Regions from separate parts of the Homo sapiens genome. Here region 2 is linked to region 1. A link is a loop called in an ENCODE intact Hi-C map of the cell type or tissue named here. Cell type or tissue: prostate gland. All regions are shown on one strand. Links, peaks and the distances in the headings refer to the core of each region. The heading gives the core; the rest is flanking DNA.

Evidence for each region. Hi-C counts contacts between places; a loop is a spot of excess contacts. Peaks named below come from ENCODE experiments on the same cell type or tissue, not always from the same donor. Only the 100,000 strongest peaks of a DNase experiment are listed, where the experiment ranks them.
Region 2: it touches region 1 in a loop (4-fold over the local background); 11 of 110 quality-filtered maps call a loop at or near these places.

What each region holds. Positions count from the first base shown.
Region 1 is chr3:99,020,052-99,027,987 of GRCh38, reverse strand. No RefSeq gene overlaps it. Among named protein-coding and RNA genes, the nearest start is that of LINC00973, 110 kb to the right of the region's middle. In prostate gland, for the core only: a CTCF peak has its summit at 4,212 (motif pointing left); no DNase peak of the experiment used is centred there.
Region 2 is chr3:99,785,121-99,793,056 of GRCh38, reverse strand. It overlaps COL8A1 (collagen type VIII alpha 1 chain), which reads right to left. Exons shown (of 4, transcript NM_020351.4): 3 at 2,047-2,377. The coding sequence starts at 2,374. Among named protein-coding and RNA genes, the nearest start is that of CMSS1, 29 kb to the left of the region's middle. In prostate gland, for the core only: a CTCF peak has its summit at 3,495; no DNase peak of the experiment used is centred there.

The DNA of each region.
Region 1 (7,936 bases), core at 1,600-6,599:
TGATGAATTCTCTCAGTTGTTGTTTCTCTGAGAAATAAAGTACTCCATATTTATAGAATAGCTTTGCTGGATATAGTATTATTGGATGACAGTTATTTTCTTTCAGCACTTTGAAAATGTCAGACCACTTTCTTCTGGCTTACATGGTTTCTGTTAAGGAGTCTGTTGCCAGATGAATTGAAGCTCCTTTATATGTTATTTTCTTCTTTTTATCTTGCTGCTTTTAGGATACTTTCTTCATTCTTGACCTTTGAGAATCTATTATATGCCTTTGGGTGGTCTTATTTGATCAGATATGTTTGATATTCTCTGACCTTCCTATACCTGAATTATCTCATTCTCAGGGTTTGGTAATATTTTTTCTCATTTTTTTGAGTAAGCTTTCTACAATTTGCTCTTTCTCAACTTCCTCTTGAACACCAATAATTCTTAGATGTTTGTCTTTTGGGATAATTTTTATATTGTGTAAGTGATCTGCATTCCTTTTCATTTTTTTCTATCTTTCTCCTATGACTGTGTATTTTCTAATAGCTTATTTTCAAGGTCATTGATTCTTTCCTCTGTTTGAGCCATTTTACTCTTGACAGTCTAGTGAATTTTTCAGTTCAGCAAATGTATTTCTCAGTTCTAAGATTTCTATTCGATTTTCTTGTATTATTTCAATCTCTGTTAAATTTCTCTAATAAATTTCTGAATTGTTTTTCTGTTATTTTGGAAATCACTTAGTTTCCTTAAAACTCCTATTTTGAATTCTTGGTCAGAGAGTTAACATATCACCATCTTGTTAGGGTTAGTCACTGATTCTTTGCTTTGTCCATTTGGGAAGATCATGGTTCCCTGTTTGCTGTTGTTTCTTGTGGGTATACATTTGTGTCTTTGCATTGAAAGATTAGTTATCTATTCCAATATTCTCTGTTTGGCTTATTTAGGTTTTTAAAATATGTCCACTAGGTCCCTCCTTCCTTTTTGGTATGAGATGACACCCTAAGCCCAGGTTTGCCTTGGTTCTAGGAAACAGAGTGCCACCGTCTTGCATTAGAGAGGTCCCAAAGGGGATTTCCCTGTATCACCTTTGGGACCTCCCTAATTCAAGGGAAGGTGGCTAGGAGTTCATGTTCAGTGTACCCGTGGAACAAATCTCCTACAGGACAGTTCTGCTGAACAGCCAGTCTGATTTGGCACCTTTTTTGGCTGAGTTACAAATCAGAATTTCCAGGGCTGGCAATGGTAGTCCCACCTCCCCTTCTTTGTCTTTGGCTCTCCTCAGAGATATTTTTCCCTTCCAGCACTCCTGATGCTTCCCACGATTTGAGCCAGGGACAAGTCTCCTACATGGAATCCCAAATGGTGGGGAAGCTAATTGTTCACCTCAGTCTCACTTTTTCCAGTATAGAAACCATAAGTTGGGGGGTAATTTTCCATACACTTGGTGCTGGACAGACTGGGGAAGAGGGGCATTGCAGATATGGAAGTTCAATTCTCTCACCACCTGCTCAGAGTTTTTTCACTTATCTGTGGCCATAGGAACTGTCTTATCCTCATATTTGAGTTCTGGTCTATTGCTGGTGATAATCTCTGTGCTGCATATTTGTTTTTGGTTTTCTCTGGGGGAAAATGGAGCCAGCTTGTTTCTACACCACCACTTTCGAACTGGCACTTCTAGCAACATACGATAATTTTTAATTGGTTATTTCCAGTGCTTTGAAAGATGTATGAATAAAAACTTGCATCTTTGCTGTGCCTCCAATAGGGTACAGAAAACTTATCATTTCAAACAAAGATATATTACCTCAACAATTGTAGGAAAAGTGCTAATGATGTGTTGAGTAGCAAAGATCTAATGTTAGGCAATGGATGGTGTTTTACAAGAAAGGATCAAATAGAGTGCAAATATTTTCTTACCAACATTGCCCTGCTCTGCTTCTCATGTCCTCCCTACAATACCAAAATATGAGCTCAACTGACTAAATTATAAAGCATTTGACTGACTTAGAAGACATTATTACTATCTCCCATACATGCTTTCCTAGATTTAGAAGGGCATTTAGAATTAGGTTTGTCAGATCTTACACCTGTTAGAATGGCTATTATCAAAAAGACAAGGAAGAAAAAGGAACTCTGGTGCATTGCTGGTGGGATTTTAAATTAGTACAGCCATTATGAAAAACAACATAAAGTCTCCTCAACAAACTAAAAATAGAACTGCCATATTATCGAGGAATCCCACTTCTGGGTACATATTCCAATGAATTGAAATCAGTATGTTGAAGTGATATCTGCACTCACAAGTTTATTGCAGTATTATTCATAATAGCCAAAACATGCAATCAGTCTAAGTCTCCATCAATTGATGAATGTGTGAAGAAAATATGGTATACATACACAATGATATGCCATTCAGCCTTAAAAAATGGAGGAAATCCTGTCATTTGCTACAACATGGATAAACCCAGAGGACATTATGCTATGTGAAATAAGCCTGATACAGAAAGACAAATACACATGGTTTAATTTATATGTGGACTCTAAAGAGACCAAATTTATAAAACTAGAGAGTAAAATGGTGGGTATCAAAGGCTGGATATGGGGTGATGGAAGGGGAGGGGAATGATTAAGTGTTAGTCAAAGGGTGCAAAATTTTAGTAAGGAGAAATAAGTTTTAGGACCTATTGTACAGCATGATAACCACAGTTAATAATAATGTATTGTATATTTCAAAATGACTTTTAAAAATAGGTTTTAAATGTCCAAAAAAATGGACACGTGAATTAGCTTAATACAATCATTGCACAATGTACACATATATCCAAATATCACATTGTACCCCATAAATATATATGATTATTTATCAATTACAAATAAAAATAAAACAAAAGGGGACAAAACAGAACTAGGATTATCACATAGCCACACAGATACCTTAAACATCTGTTGTTATCCTGATGACTATAGGGTCATGTAAAGACCAGGTCAAATGAAACAACTTGATATGGCAAATCCAGAAGCACAGGTGTGTATCTGAGGTAGACAGAGAGCCTGCCAACATTTTTCAAGTCCACTAACTGCTCCTTAATTTTTCTGCAGAGAGAGAGTGATATGAGAAGTAGATATCTGGTAACAAAGTGAGTAGAAAATCGTAGATTTTTCTGACTTGTAGCTTAGAGGCTTGTCTCTTCTCATTGTATTTCACATTTGGTTGTAATCTTCCTGAGGTTAGAATTGTAGATACTAAAACTTTTAGCACAGTGTCTTATATATAGTATACAAATTGCTGAATTCAATTTTCTGCACATTAACTTTCAATATTAAAATAATGGACTAAGGATAGCATAATTTTATGAGGATTAAAAAGAGAATATCTGACAAAGACACACTAACCTGAACAAAAAAATGTAAATAGTAATTTTAAGTAAAACCAGATTCCTTGTTGGCCAATAACATTGTAGCAGACAAACAGAAGTACAGAAATATTCAGGAGAAAATACTTGGAAAATAATTTGGTATGATATGGCTTCAAATGTCCAGATGCCAGGGCTCAGGAAATAAGAATGCCTTCAAATCTTTTAAACAATTAAGCCAATGCAATCATCTAGAGATCATTCAAAGTTAGTGAGATGAGATCTATCCATTGATATTTCTGGTAGAACAGAATGTGAAAAGCATTTGAGAGAGAAAGAAAGGATAGTGAATAGAAATAATAATATTTAGTATAAAACATGTTGATATAAAGAGTTTTCCCAAAATCCTATAGAAAACCTCTTGTGATACAGTAGGAATTCTTATTCAGTTCTTTTTACTGATTAAATCATAGCAAGGGGCCAAATAACTTCCTAATTCACTCAGCTACCACATGGCACATACAGGACTCTATTCTATATCTTTAACTACAAATTCTCACCTCTACTATATACTTCCTATTTAATTTGAGAGGGCACCACAGAGGGCCTAACCAGGCTGAAGACATGGTCAAATATTGATTTTGAATCTGTTGAATGAGGAATAGAAGTACTGATCTGAATAAAGTCAATAAAATAATCTCTGGTTATGTGATTACTTATCACTTTCCACCCCCACTGTTTAATCCTCTGTTATAGAATTAATTATCCTGGAATCACAGAATTAATGTGTGGTAGCTGAAAACTGAGATGGAAATTTGCATGCAACAGGCAATTGGGCTGGTTTTGAAACTTTGAGAAATACAGCCACCTGTTGGACATAGTCTGGTATCACACTCTGTTCACCATTTGTTTTTTAATGTTCTTTGAATGCGAAAAACTTTTGTTAATAACCAAAACGTAAAAAAAAAAAAAAGCATAATTGTCACTATTAGAAAAAATAAAGATGATTAAAAACAGTTGAATGTCTTATTTTGTCTGTTTAAAGAATGAACCTGTGTATTAATAATGTAATTTTCTAGATATAGTCTGAATAAGCTGAAAAGCTTTCATCATCATAAGAACCAATTAATAAATAATTTTTTTAAAAAAGTTATTTCCTCACAAATTAGTAAAAGTAGGAATTTGTTATTTTTTTCATTCCACTCCAGCACTGGCCTCTAGAGCAGCAGTTGGCAAATATTTTTTAATGTTTTTCAGATAGTAAATACTTTAGGCCTTGAAGGCCATAAGCTTCTTTCTCCTTTCCCTTTTATCCTTTCATTTTGGAAAGTTAAGCATCTTTATTTTACTTAATAAAAACTGTATATATTTAAGGTGTACAACATGGTGTTTTGATATACATATACTTAGTGCACTAATTACTACTGTCAAGCTAATTAACATATCCATCTCCACCTATTTACCTTTCTGCATTTGTGGTGAGAACACTGAAGATCTACTCTCTTAGTAAATTTCAAGTATACAGTACAGTATTATTAACTATAGTCCCAATGCTGTACATTGGATCTCTAGAATTTATTCATCCTACATAACTGAAACATTGTACCTTTTAACCGATGTCGTCTCATTTCCCCACCTCCCCAACAACACACAGCCCCACCCCACTCCTGCCCCTGGTAACTATCATCTACTCTCTGCTTCTAAGAATTTGATTTTTTTTTAGATTCCACATGTAAGTGAAATCATGTAGTATTTGTCTTTCTGTTCGTGTCTTATTTCACTTAGCATAATGTCCTCCTGGTTCATCCATGTGGTCACAGATGGCAGGATCTCGTTTTTTTTGAGGTTGAATAATATTCCATTATATATATATATACCACAGTTGTTTTTATCCATTGATCCATGACAGACACTTAGGTTGTTTCCACATCTTGGCTATTGTGAATATGTTTCTATTGCAACTATTCAACTCTGCTGATTTAGCATAAAAGAAGCCATACACAAAGGGAAACAAATGTGCATAGCTGTGTGACAATAAACCTTTACTGATAAAAACAGTTGACAGGCCAGATATAGCCCACAGGCTATAGTTTTCTTATACCTTCTTGTGATGGTTAATATTGAGTGTCAACTTGATTGGATTGAAGGATGCAAAGTGTTGATCCTGTGTGTGTCTATTAGGGTATTGCCAAAGGAGATTAACATCTGAGTCACTGGACTGGGAGAGGCAGAGCCATCCTCGGTCTGGGTGGGTACCATCTAATCAGCTGCCAGCACAGCTAGAATAAAGCAGGCATAAAAGGGTGGAAAGAGTTGACTTGCTGAGTCTTCTTGTCTCCATCTTTCTCCCATGCTGGATGCTTCCTGCCCTCAAACATCGGACTCCAACATCTTCAGCTTTTGGGCTCTTGGGCCTATACCAGTGCCAAGGGCTCTCAGGCCTTTGGCTGCAGACTGAAGGCTGCACTATCAGCCTCCCTACATTTGAGGTTTTTGGACTCAGGCTGGCTTCCTTGCTCCTCAGCTTGCAGATGGCGTATTGTGGGACTTCACTTTGTGAACATGTGTCAATACTCCTTTATAAGCTCCCCTTCATATATACACCTATCCTATTAGTTCTGTCCCTCTAGAACACCCTGACGAATACACTGCTCTAAAGGCCTTTGCGTTGGCTATTCCCTCTGCCTGAATCACTCTTCCCTCAAGTATTCACACAGCTTACTCACTCACTTCCACAAATCCTTGTTTAAAGTATCTCCTTTCCAATGAAGTCTACCCTAACTACTCCACTTAAAATTGCAATCTGCAACCTTGCACCCCATCCCAGGTCTAAGAAACAACCTCACAGGCCACTCACAACTGAAACACCCCCAGGCCAGCTGAGCAACTGTGCATCCATGCTCCTGGCCAGAGAAATAACCCCAGGACCACAACCCCAGAGATCCAAACCCCAAGTCAGCTGACCCACCATGTGCACCTGTCCTAAGAAACCTGGCGAGTCCATCATCAGCAGAGCCACATGCCTGCTGCCACAAGCCCTTGCAGCCCAAGCCACTGAGAAACTCCCATATGTCATTAGTGTGACTTATGGCTGAAAAACTTAGGTAGAGACTACACTATTGCATCTACCTAGAACCAGAGGCAATGCACCCCATCTAACTGACACCCCCAAGTCCCATTCATATGAATAAATGTTTCTCTACAAAACCTACTCCATAAAATTGGAAGAGGTGACTATTTCACCAGATGCATTGAAATCAAACTAGAAACATATAAACATGAAAAAGCCAGGAAACATGATGCCTCCAAAAGAACACAGTAATTCTCCAGTAATAGGCCCCAATGATAAAGAAACATACAAAATGCCAGAAAAGTAGTTCAAAATAATAACTTTAAGGAAACTCAGTGAGATCCAAAGGAATACAGATAGACAATTCAACAAAATAAAATTGCAACCCTCTACTTCTCTTGCTTTATTTTTTTCTTAACAGTTAACTCATTTTAATGTATTACATTATGTTCATTGGAGCCCATCTCTCCCAACCGGAATGTTAGCTCCATGGCCAAGACTTAAAGCAGTGCCTGGCATGTAATAGATACTCAAGAAATATTTGTTGAACAAAAAGATGATTTATTCACATTTGCTCCAAAAACAATTAACAACACTAATTTTGTTTAAGAATGTGACTCCTGGCCAGGCGTGGTGGTTCACGCCCGTAATCCCAGCACTTTGGGAGGCCAAGGCAAGCAGATCACCTGAGGTCAGGAGTTTGAGACTGGCCTGGTTAACATGGTGAAACCCCATCTCTACTAAAAATACAAAATTAGTTGGGCATGGTGGTGCACGCCTGTAATCCCAGCTACTTGGGAGGCTGAGGCAAGAGAATCACTTGAACCCAGGAGGCCAAGGTTGCAGTGAGCCAGGATCACGCCACTGCACTCCAGCCAGGCTTGCATATAATTTCAAAAGTTTTATAAATCTCTTTGCTTTACTCATGAACGTAGTAGAAATGTCATTTTTTAAATCAGAATATCAATGAATATATTGCCCATTGTAGTCCCCAAAACTCTATCATTTTATTTAAACCTTACAATATTCTTATTACACAGACAATATTATCACCACTTCATAGATGACAAAACTAATGCTAAAAAATGTCAGTAACTTGCTCATAGTCACAAGGTAGTAAGAGAATGGCCTAGGGTCCATGTGTCTTGATTTTAAAGCCAGTTTTCTTTTCCTGACAATGCAACTGTCAGCCAACCTTGCCTCATTCCAAGCCTCTTGAGGACTCCTTTCTCCATAGCTGAATTAGCTTCAGCAACACCTCAATCCCTAGGACAAATTTGACTTCAGATAAAAAGGATTTGATGAGCTTTGACCCAAATTTGTAGAGGTGAACATCATTCACTTTGCATTTAAGATGCTTACTTATTTTCCTCCTTACTTATTTTCTTATTTGGCTCAACTACCAGATTCCCATCTCTAATTAGCTGGATCTGAATACCTTGTAAACTCTTGTACAGTCAGTTCCTTGCCTTTGTCTAGTGACAGTACTGGCTCTTAACAGTCTCTCCAAAGATCTACGTTCCCACCT
Region 2 (7,936 bases), core at 1,351-6,350, 770 kb before region 1:
CCACATTTAAGAGAGAATATGCAGGATTTTTCTTCCTGTGCCTGGCAAAGTTTTTAAATATAATAATTTATGGCCAAGATATTTCCTCTTATGCTTAAATACAGTATGATGTGAAATAGGAAAGAATAGAGTTATTTTTTGTGTGGTTCAATAACATCTTTCCACATCTCTCCTTTAGAATTAGTAGATTTGCTTAATTTCTTGAAGGTGCTGTGGGATTTCCTAAGCCTCAAATATTAGTTCATTAATTTAACAAATAATTTCTCATATACAAATCTGGCTTTTAAGTAGGAGAGATGAATAAGATATTTTAGAATGATAAACAGTATGGATGAAGTCGAGAGCTTGACTTAGGAACAAGAAGCTCTGCTTATCTTTCTGGTCTTGGCGTGAGATTGTGACTGGGTCCCTTAAGCTGTCAGCATCTCTGCTTGCCTATCTGTACAGCAAGAATAAGAATAATACAGCCACACTACAAGATTAGAGAATAGATGTGAAAGGTGTCACCGTTTCTCAAATTGTTATTGAAATACACAGCACGTGCTGTTATAATGAACATGCTGTGCCTTTCAGATGAACACAACTCTGGATCTCCCATGCTGCTGGGACTAATGGATAACATGGAGAAATGAAATATATGGTCCCAATATCTTCTTGGCATAATACTTATGTCACTAGTAGCACCTTAATCCTGACCATTGTACTTTTTGCTGAGCTACTGTCAGAGAATAAAATACAAACAGAGAACTCATTTCGAGATATGAGGATCCATCAGAGTAAGTACAAGAAGTGCCAAAGGCAAGGCAAGCCATTCAATAAAGGAAGGAAAAGAAATGTCTGAGATAATCTTCTAAGTATAATACTAGCTCCTAAAGAGAAGAAAGTCAGGAATACTTTCTTTACATGAATAGATATGATTATAGTACTATTCAGGCATGCTATTTCTAACCAGCGAATTGTGTAGTTACTGTATTGAGGAGTTATCTGGGGAAGAGTAGGAGAGATGAATCAGGAATCCCTGGTGTCTAGCACAGAGCCTGGAACACACTCTGTTCTTACTGAGGATTTGTTGAATGAGCAGTTGTAGCAACTCCAATTTCCTATGGTGCTTTAGCATTTACTCAGCACTTTACTTACTATGTATGTCACTGATTCTCTCAACAATCTTATTTTACAAATGAAGAAAAATAGGCTCTGAAAGGTCAAATGACTAGGTCTCTCTCATTTCTGGCATCCAGGCATCTAGGCCTCTAAGTTCCAAATCCAGTAGTTCTCCAGAGGTGGAGCTTCCTGCCATTGTAGGGACTAGTGGGACTGGCTCCACTTCCTCAAAGGTAATTGCTGCTCTGATGCAGCAAGTACTAGGTTTCTGAGAACTCCAGACAAACCAAATGAATTTATCGTCAAGTGTCTGTCACACTGAGGGGCATTTTGTTGGTGCTAAATAAATACGCCAAGAAAGCAACAGGAGAGATTTTCAGGTGTCATCCCTAGATGCAGTCTATACTCTTAGTTTCCTTCTGTTGATCTATTGATTGACATATGTAATTAGAGTAGTATTAAGAACACTTGCACCTGTCTAATACTTAGTTCGCAAAATGCTTTCCTGTGACTTTTCTTTTAACACAGCAGGTCCTTACAACATTGCTCTCTTAGTTCAGAAGACTGACTTGTCACCTTTCTTTTTTTTCACTGCTTTAGCTCCCAGCATCTGGCCCAGAGCCTGACACAAATAGGTGCTCACTATAGATAGTTGCTGAATGTTTGAATAAATAAACAATAAGGGGATAGACTATTTGTGATTTAATATATTTTATTTCATCTGATGCTAGTTAAAATAATAAAGCAAAACATAAATGGTAGTCTTATCTGTGTCTTTAAGGCTTGAAGTTTTCAAGAATATGGTTAGAACACAGTAGGCATTTTAAAAATGCCAGTAACAAATTCTAAAACTAAAGCTTCTAAAATTTATCTTCCCCCTCTGATCCCATAATTTAGAGATTTGGAAAGCTGTTGTTTTATAACAGCCTGGGAGTATGATGTTACCTTTGCCTTTCTTGGGTACGGCTTCCTTGCCCATTCTTGGCGCCGGTTGAATTTCCTTCATATATTGGGGTAGGTGTGGATACTCTTTGCCATACTGCAAGTGGGGCATCTCCTTGCCCATGGCAAGGCCATCTTTGGCCAAAGGCATGTGAGGTACTTGCTGACCCAGGGGCTGGTATTGTGGAATTTGTGGTGGCATCTGAGGAGGAATTTGAGGTGGCAGCGGCTTGATCCCATAGTAGGCACCAGCCTGAATGAGCCTGATGGAACTCAGGGAAATGGTAAGCAGCACTCCCAGCAGCTGCAGAGGGCCAGGCAGCACAGCCATCACCTGTGGGAGGAACCAATGCACCAACTTGGTGAAACTCTGCAAGGCCAAGTGACTTGAGTTTATTTAGAGATAGAATGGGGAAAAAAAAGGGAAACAGTCTTTAACATCAGAACTTCATGATAGAAGTCAAATGAAAAGGAAAATGCTACTTTCTATAGAAAACAAACAAACAAAAAATAGAGAATAGTGGAATCTGTCAAATAAAGGCAATTGGTAGGAACATAGACTATGGGAGAGACTACTGGTTGTCCCCCATATCGATTCTGCCTTTCTTGCCCTGTTTTCCCGTCTTCACCTGGGAATAGAGCAGCCCAGAATGAAGACATTTCAGCCAGGCAGGGCCATTTCAGCCATTCTTGCCAATTGTGTATAGTTGTCATGGGTGTACCTTCCAGGAAGAATCCTAAAAAGGAGTGGATATGTCTTCCCCTTCCTCCTTCCTTCTGGCTGGATTGCTGATATGTTACTGGAAACAGACCACACATCTTGGACCATGAGGCGAATGCAGTGCACAGAGAATGATAAAACGAGCTAGAATAAACCTCAGTCCTGGTTAGGCTTTGTTAATAAGTGCCAAAATTATATTCTAAATGGAAACAGTTGATAATTTATAGGCTTTATGCTACAGTAGAGATTTTTCATCTGCCAGATGAGGGCTGCTTTGATGTAGTCACAAATAAATGTAAATGTAAAGAGCAAACAGGAACAAAGCCTGCAGAAGTCTTCTGAGTTGAAGAGAAAATGCTTCTTCATGTAATAGTATGAAATATTTTAAAAATCACTATCATAATTATGCACCTTTATTTCTTGTATTAAAATACTATGAATTCATTAGTTTAGAAATTGGTTAATTGGACCATTAAAGTCTATCTTTGTCCTTTTGTGAAAGAAAGTTTACAAAGCAAGAGTTGTATGAATAAGAGGGAGATGTTTAACTATTAATAAGAATACGCTGCTTCTAAGCCCATTAATAGCACTCTTTACAAATTAGCAGTAAACAGAATTAATATAAATGGGGCTTATCTGTTTATAAAAACCAGCTTGAAAAGACCTCTGTTTGGAAACGCCCTAGGCTTAAAACCAGACAGCCCAGAGAAGTGCATTGTTGGCAAATGCACACTAGAGGGCAAGTGTGATACACACTTAGGTCTGTTCAATATTCTGCCTGCCCACTCCCTGCCCTCTGTAGTTCTAATGCTGGGCATACACGAACTCCATGCTCACAATGTATAAAGGGACTTAATGAAAATTTGAATCTTAAGGGACATGTCATCATAATGCTGGAGAGAGAGAGAGAGAAGTGGCAAATTTCTCACAATTTTTAATGTAAGTATCTTCTGGAAAACTTTGAAGAAACTTCTGTCTGTAAATAATTCAATTTCCATCTTCTTGAGAGTTGTTTTCTTTGCTTTTGCCTTACTTAATTCTGGATCATAGTTTTCTACTTCTTAGAAAATGTGCGTTGATTTTGCAATATCCTATTCCAGGGTAATGCCAAGAGTGTATACAGGCTACAAAAGGATTGGTTAATAAAACACCTAATAAAATATTTAAAATGAATCCCTATCACAAAATTCAAGCTTTACAATCTTTCTAAATACACTAACAAATCATTTTTTCCCTGGAAAAAATGAAGAAACAGTTGCTAGGCCCATTTTGGATTACTAAGATGAATATAATATGGCTGGTGGGCCTTACCATCAAGGAGTTTGTACTCTTAGTGGGGGTGACAGATGTGTAAACTGTTATTGAGTAGCAAAGGATATCTAGTAAAAAGTAAATTTTCCTCCTACTTCTGTTCTCCAGTATCTAAAATCCCTTATGTTTGAAGCAACAATTTTTCCTCATATTTTTCAGATAGTCTGTGGATATGCACATATCATATACATCCCTTTCAAACATAAATTGCAGTATACTATACACACTTCTATTTTTTGCTTTTTTCACTCAAAGATCAGTACTTATTCCTTGTCTAGTTATGTGCATCTAAACAAATTTCTTTAAGTTCTTCATTTATTAAAATATGACTTGGATGTTCCCTTAAGTCTTTTCTAGCTCTAACATTCAATGTCTGTAAGACAGTTACTAGAGATCTGAAAGTGTTAATCCATACCAGAAATGTGTGGTAATATCTGGTAATGTATAAGCTGGTACTTAATTCTACTTTTGGGGATGAATGAATTTAATTATGGAACCCCAGACTTGTGGTGAAGTCTTTAATAATAAGCTAGCATGTTTGGCCCTTCAGCCTTCCATCAATTCAGTGGATATGTTGGATTATACTTCATAATCTTTAAACCAGGACAATCTAATGAAATACTGGAAAACTGGAAGGAGATGAAATGCCTGGAAGAATACCAGTTGAATTATTTCCTCTCATAGGCTCAGCATATCTGTCCTGTAAACCAGCTCTTTAGGTCTGCCTTCTGCCATTTCTCTGGCTCTTTATCTAAATAAACTTTGTTCAGTTTTAACGTGAATATTTATATAAGGGCCCTGGTTAGAATTTACTGCTTTACTTATTCCTACTAATTTTTCTCCTGTCCCTGAGGATATTTTTGGTGGTCAAAGTGGTATGGGGGTTCTCCCAAATCACTCAAAAGAACATCAAATTTGGGTAACTTTATACAAACACCTGGCAAGAAAGAAGGAGCCTTGGAATTTTTGCTGGGAAGAAATTGTGATAGTGGGTTTTCATGCCTCTCTTTCTGAGAATGTGGGACACAATAATATTGTGAGTTCTCCTTAATATTTTCTTTGATTTCTATTTGTTTGACAGCTGGTGTGTGTGTGTGTGGGTGTGGGTGTGTGTGTGTGTGTGTATTTGTGTTCTTGAACATAAGCATATCTAATGTGTGTGAACATTGAATCTTTGCCAGCCAGGCTGGCTTAGTGATGGGTGTCATGTCATATGACAAAAGCACTGTCAAAGAAGTCAAAAGACTTTTATTTAAGTTTTGGCTCTGCCATTCTTCATGCCTATGACCTTGGACAAGTCCTTTATCTTCACTAAGCCTCAGTTTTCTTACCTGTAAAATAGCAATTATAATCTCTGCCCATCCCTCAGAGCTGTTCAGGGGTACAAATGATAATATGAATTCTTCATAAGCCAAAAAGGACTATTCAGATTTAAGTTATTATTAATGGAGTGTGACCAGAAAGACAAATCAAAACCAACTAAAATGTCAAAGATTTTCAAAGAAAGATACTAGCAAAGTAAATGTGAGGTTAACTGCAATAATGATAACCTAACATGAATAAAACAGTAATGGCCATTAAAATGCACTTGTTAAAAATGATTTAGAAAAAGAACAGCTGAACCAAGGCAGTCATTCATTCATGTGTCAAGAATAACCAATCCTAGATACTTTGAACAGCCCTAAATGGCTTCCTATATTTGAGCAGGGCTGCAGAGAATTTCAGATTCCTCATATGACCTGTAATGTACATAACAGAGTAATGTGATACATATATTAACAGAATAATGTGATAGATATTTTAAATGCTCATCAGCATTCTATTTGTACGTTTATCCTCATTGGCTTACTATACAGAAGAATGTTTAAATATTTAATCTGTTGGTCCTTGCCTTGAATCCAACTTTCCCTTTCACATAGGCTAACACAGCATGTCTTTGTGTATGTATGTGTGTCTCTGTTGTGTGTGGTGTGTATAAGCCTCTCTAATCAGTTCCTGGGCTGGTCCTCTGTGCCTCCTACTTGTACAAGATTTGTAGTCTCTCAAGACCCTCAGATTTGCCACCCTAAAGCAAGGGAAAGTCAGGCAGAATCCTCTTCCAGTGTTCACCAGAATTGCCTTCCTGGTTTTTCCATGCCTCTCAAAGAAAATTCTCTCTTGATTGCATTTCTCAGGGCAATTCATTCATTAGATATACCTATTGAACACCTATTGAACACTCAGAACAGGAAATGTTCTGAGTATTGGAGATACAGTGGTGAATTAGAGAGTGGAGGTATTATCTTATTGAACTCACAGTCTAGTGTGGAGAGACAGGTGATAAATGTTAAAAATACATTTTATAATTTGAGATTTGAGTGCTTTGAAAAAGCAATGCAGGTGTCTTAGTCATTAGGGCTGCTGTAGCAAAATACCATAGGTTGAGTGGTTTATAAAGAACAGCAATTTCTCAGTGTTCATGAGGCTGGGAAGTTCAAGATCAAGGTGCCAGCAGATTGGTTGTCTAGTGAAGACCCACTTTCTGGTTCATAGATGACACCATTTTGCTGTATCCTTACATGATAAAAGGGGCAAGGGAGCTCTCTGGAGTCTCTTTTATATGAGCACTAATTCTGTTCATGAGGACTTTGCACTCATGATCTAATTATCTCCCATAGGCCCCACCTCCTAATACCATCACTTTCGGAGGGGGGTGTCATATTTTAACATATGAATTTGGGGACATAAACATTCAATGTATAGCAGCAGGATAAAGGGTTCAATAATGACAGAGTGGAAGAGCTCCGATGTTTTGGAAAGAACGGTAGGGAATGACATCTGAGGAAGTAAATTTTGGATAGAGATGTGAAGGTTGAGAGATGTATCTTTCTTAAGACAACGTATGGGGAAAAAAGGAAAGAGTCCTGTTTACTACAATGTTAGTTGAAGGTACCTTTCACTAATATAGACTCATTTCAAAAGTATGTTCTTCATCCATGCCTGACCTCATTTTGAATTCTTTATTTACGATATTCTTTTTTCCTGGAAGATAATTATTTTCCTTTTATTTCTCTGTAGATTTCAGTCCTACCATATAGTTTTCTCTGGTTGTCATAACAAAGTATCTCAGACTGGGTGGCTCAATAGAAATTAATTTTCTCACAGTTCTAGAGACATTGAAGTTCAAGATCAAGATATTGGCAGAGTTGGATTCTGCTGGAGCCTCTCGCCTTGGCTTGTAGATGGCAGTCACCTCCCTGCGTCTTCACACAGTCTTTCTTCCATGTGTCTGTGTCCTAATTGCCTCTTCTTATTTACCAGCCACACTGGTCACCCTAGTGACCTCATTTTAACTTAATTTCCTCTTTAAAGGCCCTATTTTCAAATATGCTTAAATTCTGAGGTACTTGAGGTTCAACATATGCATTCTGGGGGATGCAACTCAGCCCATAACACCTTCTTTCCTCCAGACCAGTTCTATTCCTGCCTCCTCTGTGAAGCCTTCCCCACCTTCTCCATCATTGTTATTCTCCTAAAGTTTAATACAAAGTCAAATGTAATTGTAACCAAGCTTATGTTTTTTTCTTGTTGTTTTTTGTCCATTAGACTAAACATGATTGTAAGCTTTCTGAGGACAAGAATAATTTGACTTCTCAATATTTACTGATGGATCCTCATCATCAAAAGTCTTAGTGTGTTGATAGGGGCTTTCAAAAATACCTAATTCAGCTTCACTCCCCATTGAAAATTCTACCTACAGAGGTTGTTGACAGAAAGCCCTCATATTTTTGACTTGGATATTAATAATGATGGGAACATTTAAAAAGCAGCTCAGTATTTTGTACAATTTTGTTGCTTTTTAAATTATCTAAACAACTTTTA